Regions from separate parts of the Homo sapiens genome. Here region 2 is linked to region 1. A link is a contact called in ENCODE Hi-C or POLR2A ChIA-PET data. All regions are on one chromosome and are shown on one strand. Each heading gives the region's core, a stretch centred on a gene start or an enhancer-like site at or near the end of the contact. The rest is flanking DNA. Distances are from core to core; before and after follow the strand shown.

Region 1 (4,942 bases), core at 1,244-3,743:
TGTTGGTCCTTAGAACACACTTTAGATGGCAAGGATGAATTTGTGAGTTGAACCTGATGGACTATCCATTAATCACAGCTCAAGGCAGCTTTGTTGTTTTCTTTTTATTGTTGCATGCCCAGTAATTTTAATTAAGGTTTTAAAGAAGAAACTTAAAATTTATAGTTGTAATTGAATGCATCTTATGAAGAAAATATATGCTACAGTGATGTTCACAATTTGGGATTAAGAAACTCTCACTTGAAATATAACCCTCATAGATGTCAGGGGCTCATTGTGTACATTTGGGGAACTCCTTCATATGCATTATCTTATTTGGACCTTAACACCTCTGTGAGGCAAGTCAGCCCAATATTACCAACACACTTTTATACATAACTAAAGTGAGAACATAGCAGTGATTACCCCCCACCTCCAAACACACACACCCCAAACTGAAATCCTACACAGCACTGTAACAAAGCAAGGGTCTGAACCCCAGAAGCCCAGTTCTCAGTTTGGTAGCAGATCCATCTAACAAAATGGTTTTCACTGTGTCCTTTTCTGAAACCACAGAGATTCATTGTCTGGCTTCACCAAATCTATGTTCAACCTAAAATAATGATATATGCTTCTTTCCAGTTTCATTACCATTATCACCTGCAGCAAGCAATGGTAACGCTTCTGAGAGCACTTATGTTTATGGAACATTTTGCATGTGTGCACATATAGAGATCAAGGCTTGCCCCTCAAATACCATTCAAATGACTTTAATCACAGCAGAAGTGAGGATGTTTGAAATATCGGATTACAAATATTAAATTAAAAGAGTTAATACAATTTTTTAGATGCTTAATACCCAATAAATGCTAAAATAATGTTACTATCAAACAATGGTCTTAATAAATGCTATAGAACATTGAAGCACCTAGTGGTCAAGAAAAGCTCGACAAATTAGGCAGGATTTGTAATGGCCCTTGGGAAGAAGTAAACTCAAACTGGATAATAGACAGGCTCTGGAATCTGGCTGCTCGGGTTTGAATTACAGCCTAATCACTTCTGTGCTATGTGAATGGGGGTTAAGTAATTAATTGACTCAGTTAACTCAGAGCCTGACTCTGATAAGTAACTCTGAGCCTTAGTTTTCTCATCAGTAAACTGGAGAGAAAATAATTGGTTCTACTTCAAAGGTTGTTGAGAGAATTAAATAAGACATGCAAAAACAGTATATTGTCTCGTATATGGTAAATGCTCTGGAACCAGAATTAATTTTATCAAGCATTTTCTACGTTCTTAGCACTACTTACATGTGTCAACTCATTTTATCTTCACATCAACCTTAGGAGTAGTACATTATTATTCCCATCTTAAAGATGAAGATCCTGAGGTCCAGAGAGATTAAACAATTTGCTTTAGTTCACACAATCTGGAATTGTGATATCTGTGATTAAACCCTAGGCATTTGGCTCCAAATCTATGTTCTTTACTAAACTATACCAACTGTACAAACATCAGCCCTACTGCTATTACTACTACTACTACAATTTGCTTTAGTTCACACAATCTGGAATTGTGATATCTGTGATAAAACCCCAGGCATTTGGCTCCAAATCTGTGTTCTTTACTGAACTATACCAACTGTATTGTTGTTGTTATTGTTATTATTATTACATGTCATTAACACTTTCAGAAAGCTGACAAACATAAGACGAACAGGAGTACATTCTAGTGTGAGCAAAGATAGAAAGGTAGAGATCTATCTGACCTAATAGATACTCCCTTGGCCAGTTTGATTGAAGCGGGAGGCTTATGTAGGAAAGAGTAGGAAGCCAGATTGGAAAGCAGGGTTGGAGACACATTGCAGAAGATTTTCAATACAACACTAGTCAGATAGGGCTTTGTTATCTGGAAAATGGGAGGATTTTGAATCATTTTAGTAAGAGAATGATTAACTTACATTACTGTTTAAAATAAAGTGGGCAAGGAGAGCAGGTAGATGTATATATAGATGATGGTTCGTTCATTCATTGATTCATTCATTCATTTCCCATTCCTGTGTCCCACCCACTGTAATGCATGTTCAGAGCACAAATAAAAAGATATACTTCTGTCTTTAGGACAACGAATACAGTTACATATCCACAAACCTATGCTCTGTACAGTAAGAAACACACACCAACATAAAATGTGGCTTTAAAGTAATGAAGCTAATTGCACAAGACTCTTGTGTAATCTATCTTATCACTTTATAGCCTTAGCTCGTGTATAAAAATTATATCAAAATGTAAAAGCTGAGGAATTAATCACATTCCTTAGAAGTTATTCTTCTACGTGACTCACTCAGTGGGTACGTGATGGAAGGAACTTTTATGGTGGGGGAATTCCTATCAGTCACAGCTTTTATAACTGCCTATTGATGATATACACTGCTCCATAATGGCAGTGCTAAAACTGGCTTTTACTTCCTTAAACCATCATTGTATTGAACCATGTAACCAGAAAATCACAATGTGGTGATCTCTCTCTACACTAATCCTCCCCTGAGCGCTTAATGACTTGTCTGTTCATCCTGGAGATAATAAACCTAACATTGAAGCAATAGCTGTCTTGGTGACTTTGCATAAATCATTATTTGTAAAAGTGAAGGAAAACCTATAGATAGGAGCCAAAGACTGGGATTGCTCAACTTTCAGGAATTAGCTCTGATAATTGCTGTGGCTGCATTAGGAATGCACTGAACAAATACATGCAAACCAAAAAGTAAATATTATTTCTCAAAATGATCAATATAATAACTTCCAAGACAGGAAGGGCAATTATGAAATATCTTAGCAAGATTTGTCTAAGCAAAATAACATTATAATGAAATGCTTGCTAGGGCAGAAAATGGGAAACAAGCAAAGAACTAAAGAAATATGGACAGTTTACTCTTCCACAGCTAGAAATCAAGGTGATGTGTTGTAAGAAAGTATATATGGAAAACAGTTGTTAATATAGTACAATTTACAATTTTAAATCGAGTTGTTTCCAATAATTTTAAAAGATGGCTGCAATTAAAATAGTTTTCTGAAGGCTGAAAACCTATTGGTTTCCCAAATGATTTTTATACTATTCTGTTTTCTTCAGCTTTTCTCTTCCTACCTTGAACCACTGTTGAAATCATTCTATTTCTCAGCATCCTCCTAAGCTAAGAGAACACAAACATTTTATTGAAGCAAATACAGATAGAATTTCTCCCTCAACATAGATTCACAAGAAAACAAGGCAAAGACAAACTGAAGAGAGAAGTAGGATATAGCACTATATTCAGTCCAGTTGCCTGATTTCCATTAGCCTTATCCTAATTTCTTTTAGGCTCTTGTCCCAGGGGCCAATTTTGTTGTTCAGAAGGCATACAGGCATATAGATGGGTGGCTCAGCCAGCAGAATGTACTCTTAGATTAATCAAAAGGAGCTAGGTTAGTAGCTACTAATCCTGGAAAGGAAAGCATGAATACACTGCTGAGTTTGCAGCTGATGGAATACCATACTAATGGGTTAGCAACTGGCTCAGAGTCTGAACAGGGAGTTCTGCTTTTATTTTTCATTCCCTAATGTCTTCTCTTCACAATCTCTTGCTTTCTCCTGTACTCTGATTCCTTTCTCTCTTTTTTCCTTTCTTCTACAATCTTTCCATTTATTCCTCCTACCTTGATTGTTGCAATGGCCTTCTAAATTGTTTTTCTGATCCCACACTTGCCCCTACAGTCTGTTCTTAGTATTGTAACTAGGGAGACCTTTTTATAACATAGGTCAAGTTGCACCCCTTCTCTGCTCAACACCCTGCCCTAGCTTCTCATTTCAAAGCTAAATCCTATGCCAAGGTCTTTAACATCCTACATGGTCCAGCCCTCTGTTCAGTTGCTGAGCTCGTCTTTTTTACTCTCTCCCAGGCAAGACAAGCCCACTCCCCAGTATCTGCATGACCCACCCTCACCTCCTTCAAGTCTGCTTAAATCTCAGCCTCTCAATGACCACTTACCACCCTATTTAAACTAAAATCAATCTTCCCTTCTTTTTCTTGACCGTGGTATTCTTGATTTCTTTTAGCCTATTACTCATAACATATTACACAGTTTACTTATTTATGTTTATTGTTTGTTGTCTGTCTTTTCCTACTAAGCTCCATTAGAATGGGGTTTTTGCTTGTTCAATGTTTTATTCTATGAGCCTAAAACAGTGCATGAGAAAAACTGGCATCCAATAAATGCATTTGTTGAATAAACAAAAGTAATCTATCTTCTGAGAGGAAGACAGACAATACAACTGGTAAGTGTAATGATGGAGGTCTATAGCATGATATTTTATCATTTTTTAATGGATACATAAAATTTTACATCTTTGTAGGGTACATGTGATATTTTGTTACATGCATAGAATGTGTAGTTATCAATTATCAAATTATCAAGTGCTCATCCCTTTGAGTATTTATCATTTCTATATATTGGAACAATTCAAGTCCCCTATTCTAGATACTTAGAAATATAAAATACATTGTTAACTATAGTTACTCTAATCTGCTGTTAAACAATAGAACTTATTATGCTTTTTTTAAGTTGTAACTTATGCCTTCTATGTAGCTGTATCTTTGCACCTGTTAATCTACCTCTCTTTATCCCCTCACTTCCCCACCCACCCTTCCAAGCCTCTACTATCTATCATTCTACTTTCTACCTTAAGGTCAACTTTTTTACCTCCTACATATGAGTGAGAACAAGAAATATTTGTCTTTATGTGCCTGGGTTAATTCACTTAATGTAATGAGCTCTAATTCCATCCATATTGCTGAAAAGGAAATAACTTTATTCTTTTTTATGGCCAACTAGTATTCCATTGTGTATATATACCACATTTTCTTTATCCATTCATCTATTGATAAACACTTAGGTTGATTTCATATCTTTGCTATTGTGAATAGTGCTGT
Region 2 (4,942 bases), core at 1,269-3,768, 360 kb after region 1:
CATTTTCCATCCATTTGGCAAATGCATTTGCCATTATATGCGAGTTGCTAATTGATGCTTTAAATCTGTGATCATATGTGCTATTAAATATGAAACCTGTACACACAGACATACAGACTCATATTGATATGAGGATAGATGTCTGAGGTAAATTTAGAGATGAGAAAATTAATGCAAGATGCTTTACTTTGGAAGTAATTCCTTTGGGAATTGTCAGATGCCAGTCAGGTGCTTGTGTAAGTCACCTTTTTTTGTGAGGGCTGAAAGACCAGGAACAAGGTTCTAAGAATTTAGACCACTGGTTCTCTAGTAATGTATGCAGATAATCAAAGAAGTAACATGAAGAAAAATGATGATTTTAGTTTTAAAATATGATAATCTATTCTTCTTTAAAAATAATTAATATCACAAGACCTAAAGCCTTCTTGTTCACTCTCTTCTCCGGTAAGCTTCATTTTGAAAAAGGCTAAAAACTTTTAGGGAGATTCTCTAGGGAGTTCTGGACTTGACATGCGAAAGTGTCAGAGTCTAGCTTTCATAGTAATAGAGAGGTCAAGAATGCTGCTGAAAAGCATTCTGGGGCTTACCTTGAAATGGGATATTAAGTGGACTCCAGAATTTTAAAGGAGCCAGTCTAATACAGCTCCTTAAGATAAACTAGATGTACCTAAAATGTGACTGCTTTTAAGTAGTTGGGAGAAACAAACATGAACAGATATTTTTAAATTACAATATATAACTTCTTCCACAGAGGCACAATTAAAGTGCTAAGAAATCACTGCAGACAGAGAACCTGACACTGACAAGGAGAATTACATATGCATCAATGAGGAGCTGGCATTTTGGCTCAGTCTAGAAGTCATAGGAATTTTCCTGGAGAAAGTTTTTTCAAAGTGAATAGCATATGCAAAAATGGTAAGAACTATTGAGAAATAGAGAGATTTTCCTTGAATGCGAGTTCAGTGAGATTACAAGGTTTCCAATAGCTCCTTTTGGTAGTGAATAAAACTGAGTCAAATTTGCAGAAATCAGTAACTCAAGGGAATTCCTTCATTGGTCCTCTCACTAATGTGAGTGCATATGTGTGTGTTTTACGGGATGTGTGTGGGAGGGGATGTTTTTACTATTTCTCAGAGCCACACCCTACCTAAATATTGTACGCTCCAAGTAAATTGAGAAAATAAGTGTTGGAGATGGGGAGAATGGAAATGGAAAGATAAAGAAGAGTTTTATCTTTGAAAATAGATATTTATGGTACCTTATTTACTTTAAAATAAATGAGATACCTATTCATGCACATATCTCAGAATAATTACTGTATTTTCTAATGGGAGAAGCCTTAGAAAATATCCAGTTTATTGCCCTATTTTAAGAAATGAGGAAACTGAGTTTTAGAGAAGTTGAAACACGTTTTCCAACCATGGTTACTTGCAGATATAAAGAATAGAACTCAAATGTTTTCACTCTTAGTACAAAATTATTTCCTTTCTACCAATGCAGCTTTTAGACAAATCATCACATTATTAATTGATCAGTCAACAGTTTTTTATTGATTATACTACAATGGGCCTTATAACTGGGCTCTATAAGAAATGGGAAATAAAAAGAATGTATGAACTGAAGACAACCCATTAAAATATCAGAAAGACAAGGTAGCAGCAATTTTAAATGAGTCCCTGTATTAATTGCTGTTGCAGAACCTAATGTTACCAAATGTTCATTTGGATAAAGTGGATATCTGAAAATCATAACCTTGATTATTAGGTTGTCTGATATGTGCTGTGAATGAGAAGTAGGTAGACTTTATTTCACATGGTCATTCCAGTTGATTTACCGTGTTTTCTTCAGGCACTTTGCTGAGAAGAATTCTGAGGTCCTGTTTGATGTCAACAGAAAGAAATGCTATAATCAATGTGTAATGACAGCCATACTAGTGACAATAAGACCAGGTAATTATCAAATATGTAATCAGTATAATAATAAAATCTTATATTGTACCTTTCTTCGAAGAGCAAAGATTGTTTCCAAATTCGAGTCACGAAATTAAAACAGAAAGCCTTACTTCTTACTCCAGAGAATGACTGGATGCCAAAAGATTAAGTAAGCATCACTAATGTGCTTACATGAGACAATATTGTGGCCAATTATATTTCTATCCTGCCTACATTACTCAGATCTTAAGGTGATGTCACTATGCGTTTGAGTGTATGTATGTGTGTGTGTGTGTCTGTGTGTGTGTTATGACATTATACCTGGAGAGAAAAACAAATCACCAAGGCTGATTTCAGAAGAAGCTTTGGCATCCATATGCCACTCACCTTAATCATTTTTAAATCAGACTGTCCTTCAATCTTACGATTCAGTCAAGGAGCTAATTGTATCTTGTCAATGCCATAGATACCCTCAAAGTCCTATAAAAGATGTTCTGGGCTTATGTAGGCTGAATTAAAAGACATTCACTTGTGGTGGCTTTAAACCACATAGGATGACTCATCATATCAGTTATATCCACTTGTGCTGACGTTTGTCTTGCGTAACCATTGTGTTAAGTGCTTTCCATAAAAAGCCTTCATGCAAATCTTTTTTTTTTTTCCTGATCATTAAGGCACTTTAACACAAAGAGGTAGAACAGTACGTTGTAACCACATCCTGGGTTTGTTTCTCTGTAGGAAGATTGCTTTGTGCCTGAAAGCTGTACAGGATATTTAAAGACTAGAGCAAATGATTAAATTTACCCACTTTTTTTTTGTTCCTGGCAGCCTAAGCCCTAAGCTTTACCTGTCATTCAACTCATCTAAATGCCAAAGAAAAGGGCTGACACAGAGTAGAAATCTTGTCACATGACCTCACCCTCCTCCCCATCTCCTTTCTAAGGGCTCCTGCAATTGTCATTTACATTAAAGTTCCGTGCTTAGGCCTGCAGGTGGAGAATTGCTCTTTTGTTGAGAGTTAGTTTCTGTTACAGGTCAGAAAACAGAAGACTTTGTCAGAGGTTGGGCTGCTTTCTAAAGTAACTCATTGCCAGAATTTTCTAAACAAGAAAAAAAGCCAGAAAGCAAGGCAATTCTTGAAATGTTAGTACAAGATAAAGGTGTCCATTGGGAAATGAGCAACATGGCTCTGGGGTTCTCTTGAAATTCAGAGTTGAAGAATTTAGCAACACTGACACTTCTGACACGTAGAGGAAATGTGGGAGAAAATGCAGCAATTCAATAAATTCTACAAACATTTATATGCTACTGATAGGCTGGGCACTGCTCTAGGCCTCAGAGATACCAGAGACTGATTTAGACTATTTCTCCAGCTTCAAGGGGCCCAGCGTCTGTGAGAACAATTATGCATAAGCAGTTGTAGCAGAAGTACAGACTCAGTATAGTTGGAAGGGATTGAAGGGCACTGCAGAGTAAAATGAAACAGAGGGAATGGAAAGTTCTTCTCATGTCTCCCATCATCTTCGAGACTATTTTGAAGACATAAATACAGACATAGTGCAGTGTAGATAAATAGGCATGGCCTTTGGAACAAGTATGTCGTCAAATCATTTTCTGTCTAGGTGATCTTGGGTCAAGAAAGGTTAGGCAATAACCAGAGGATATTCCCTATATGTCTTCAAAATAAAGTCTATTGTTCTAAGACCATAGAAAATATGAAGATTTAACTGAAATAATGGTTCATATTTTAGCCTAAGTATATATCCTGTTATATAATCTGCTGTTACTTTCTTTTAATTATTTTTGTAGTGATTGTGAATTTCCTTTCTTCTTTAATCTTGTTTGTAATTAATTGGCTTTAGTGGATTCGGAACTAATGGATACTTTTCTTGAGATATTTAGAAAGTACAGAAAAATTCAGAAGGGAATGCTATGGTTTTAATGTTTGTCCCCTCCAAAACTCATGTGTTGAGAGCCTAATCATTAAGGCCACAATGTTGGGAGAGGGGGCTTAATGGGAGGTGTTTAGGTCTTGCGAGCTTTGCCTGCGTGAATTGATTAATGCCACAATAAAATGGTTTTTGAGAGTGGGCTCTCTCCCTTCCACTCTTCACCAATGTGAGAAGCAGCATTGCTCCACCTCTGAAGGAGACAGCATTCAAGGTGCCATCTTGGAGGCAGAGACCAGGCCCTCACCAGAAACCAAACCTGTTGGTACCTTGATCTTGGACTTTTCCACTTCCAGACCTATGAGAAATACATTTCTGTACTTTGTAAATTACCTAGTCTCAGGTATTCTGTTACAGCAGCACAAAACAAACTGAGACAAGGGAAATTAACCAATCTATAATCATCTTATCCCACCACCCAGACTTAATCACTGTTGGCATTTTCAAGCATTTTCTTCGAGAATTTTAATAACCTGTTTTATTTTCCTAAAATTTATTTTTTGGATATCTACCCCATCATGATTTATGATACAATCCAATTTTTATTGGTGGGAGTATTCATGCTTATAATTTATTTAATCAATCCCATATGATTGACTATTACTATTTATTTTTTACCAACATTATCACTTTTCAAGTGTTTCAACATTATCACCACTAGTCAAGAAAGAGGAGCCAATTAGATACATTCTATAAAAAGAACTAAAAATAAACTTTATAAAAGTCCTCTATTCATGAATTAATGACAATATATTTGAAATCAAGGTCTATGTCTTAAAATTATTTTGAATTATCTCCAGCAGAAACTGTAGACCAGGTAGCCATGTAATACATGGAGTAGCTGATCTCTAAGTATGTAGAGATAATTTGATTGACTAAACATCACTTAGAAAATTTCAGAAAGAAAATAATATGCTATAAAACTAATTACTTAGCAGGCATTATGCTAAGCATCATTAGGGATTCAAGAGCCCCCATGCTGAAAGCATGTCAATGATTTTGCTTTGGAATTAAAATAAAATTCAAGTGTCTCAATGGGGTAATAATGATATAGCAACAGTT

What was found. A loop is a pair of places that touch in the nucleus more often than their neighbours do. ChIA-PET counts read pairs that join two places held with the same protein, here RNA polymerase II (POLR2A). Pooled maps may share reads with other maps.
Region 2: a loop to region 1 is called in a map of Calu3, with 2.3 times the contacts of the local background. The contact joins two enhancer-like sites. A Hi-C loop is called at or near these places in 1 of 168 maps with a recorded cell type or tissue (Calu3) and 2 of 50 pooled maps. POLR2A ChIA-PET finds 5 or more read pairs at or near these places in 1 of 52 experiments (activated T-cell).

Annotation. Positions count from the first base shown.
Region 1 is chr4:22,967,143-22,972,084 of GRCh38, forward strand. No RefSeq gene overlaps it. Among named protein-coding and RNA genes, the nearest start is that of ADGRA3, 450 kb to the left of the region's middle. Within about 2 kb of position 2,494, at least 2 of the 41 ENCODE cell types and tissues checked have a DNase peak (open chromatin) inside an H3K27ac peak, as active enhancers do.
Region 2 is chr4:23,331,578-23,336,519 of GRCh38, forward strand. LOC105374524 (a long non-coding RNA gene) reads left to right here. Exons shown (of 19, transcript XR_007058437.1): 15 at 752-915; 16 at 1,849-1,949. The region is part of intron 2 of LOC105374523 (a long non-coding RNA gene); the gene reads right to left. Among named protein-coding and RNA genes, the nearest start is that of PPARGC1A-AS1, 440 kb to the right of the region's middle. RefSeq lists enhancers at 2,619-2,668, 2,729-2,958. Within about 2 kb of position 2,519, at least 4 of the 41 ENCODE cell types and tissues checked have a DNase peak (open chromatin) inside an H3K27ac peak, as active enhancers do.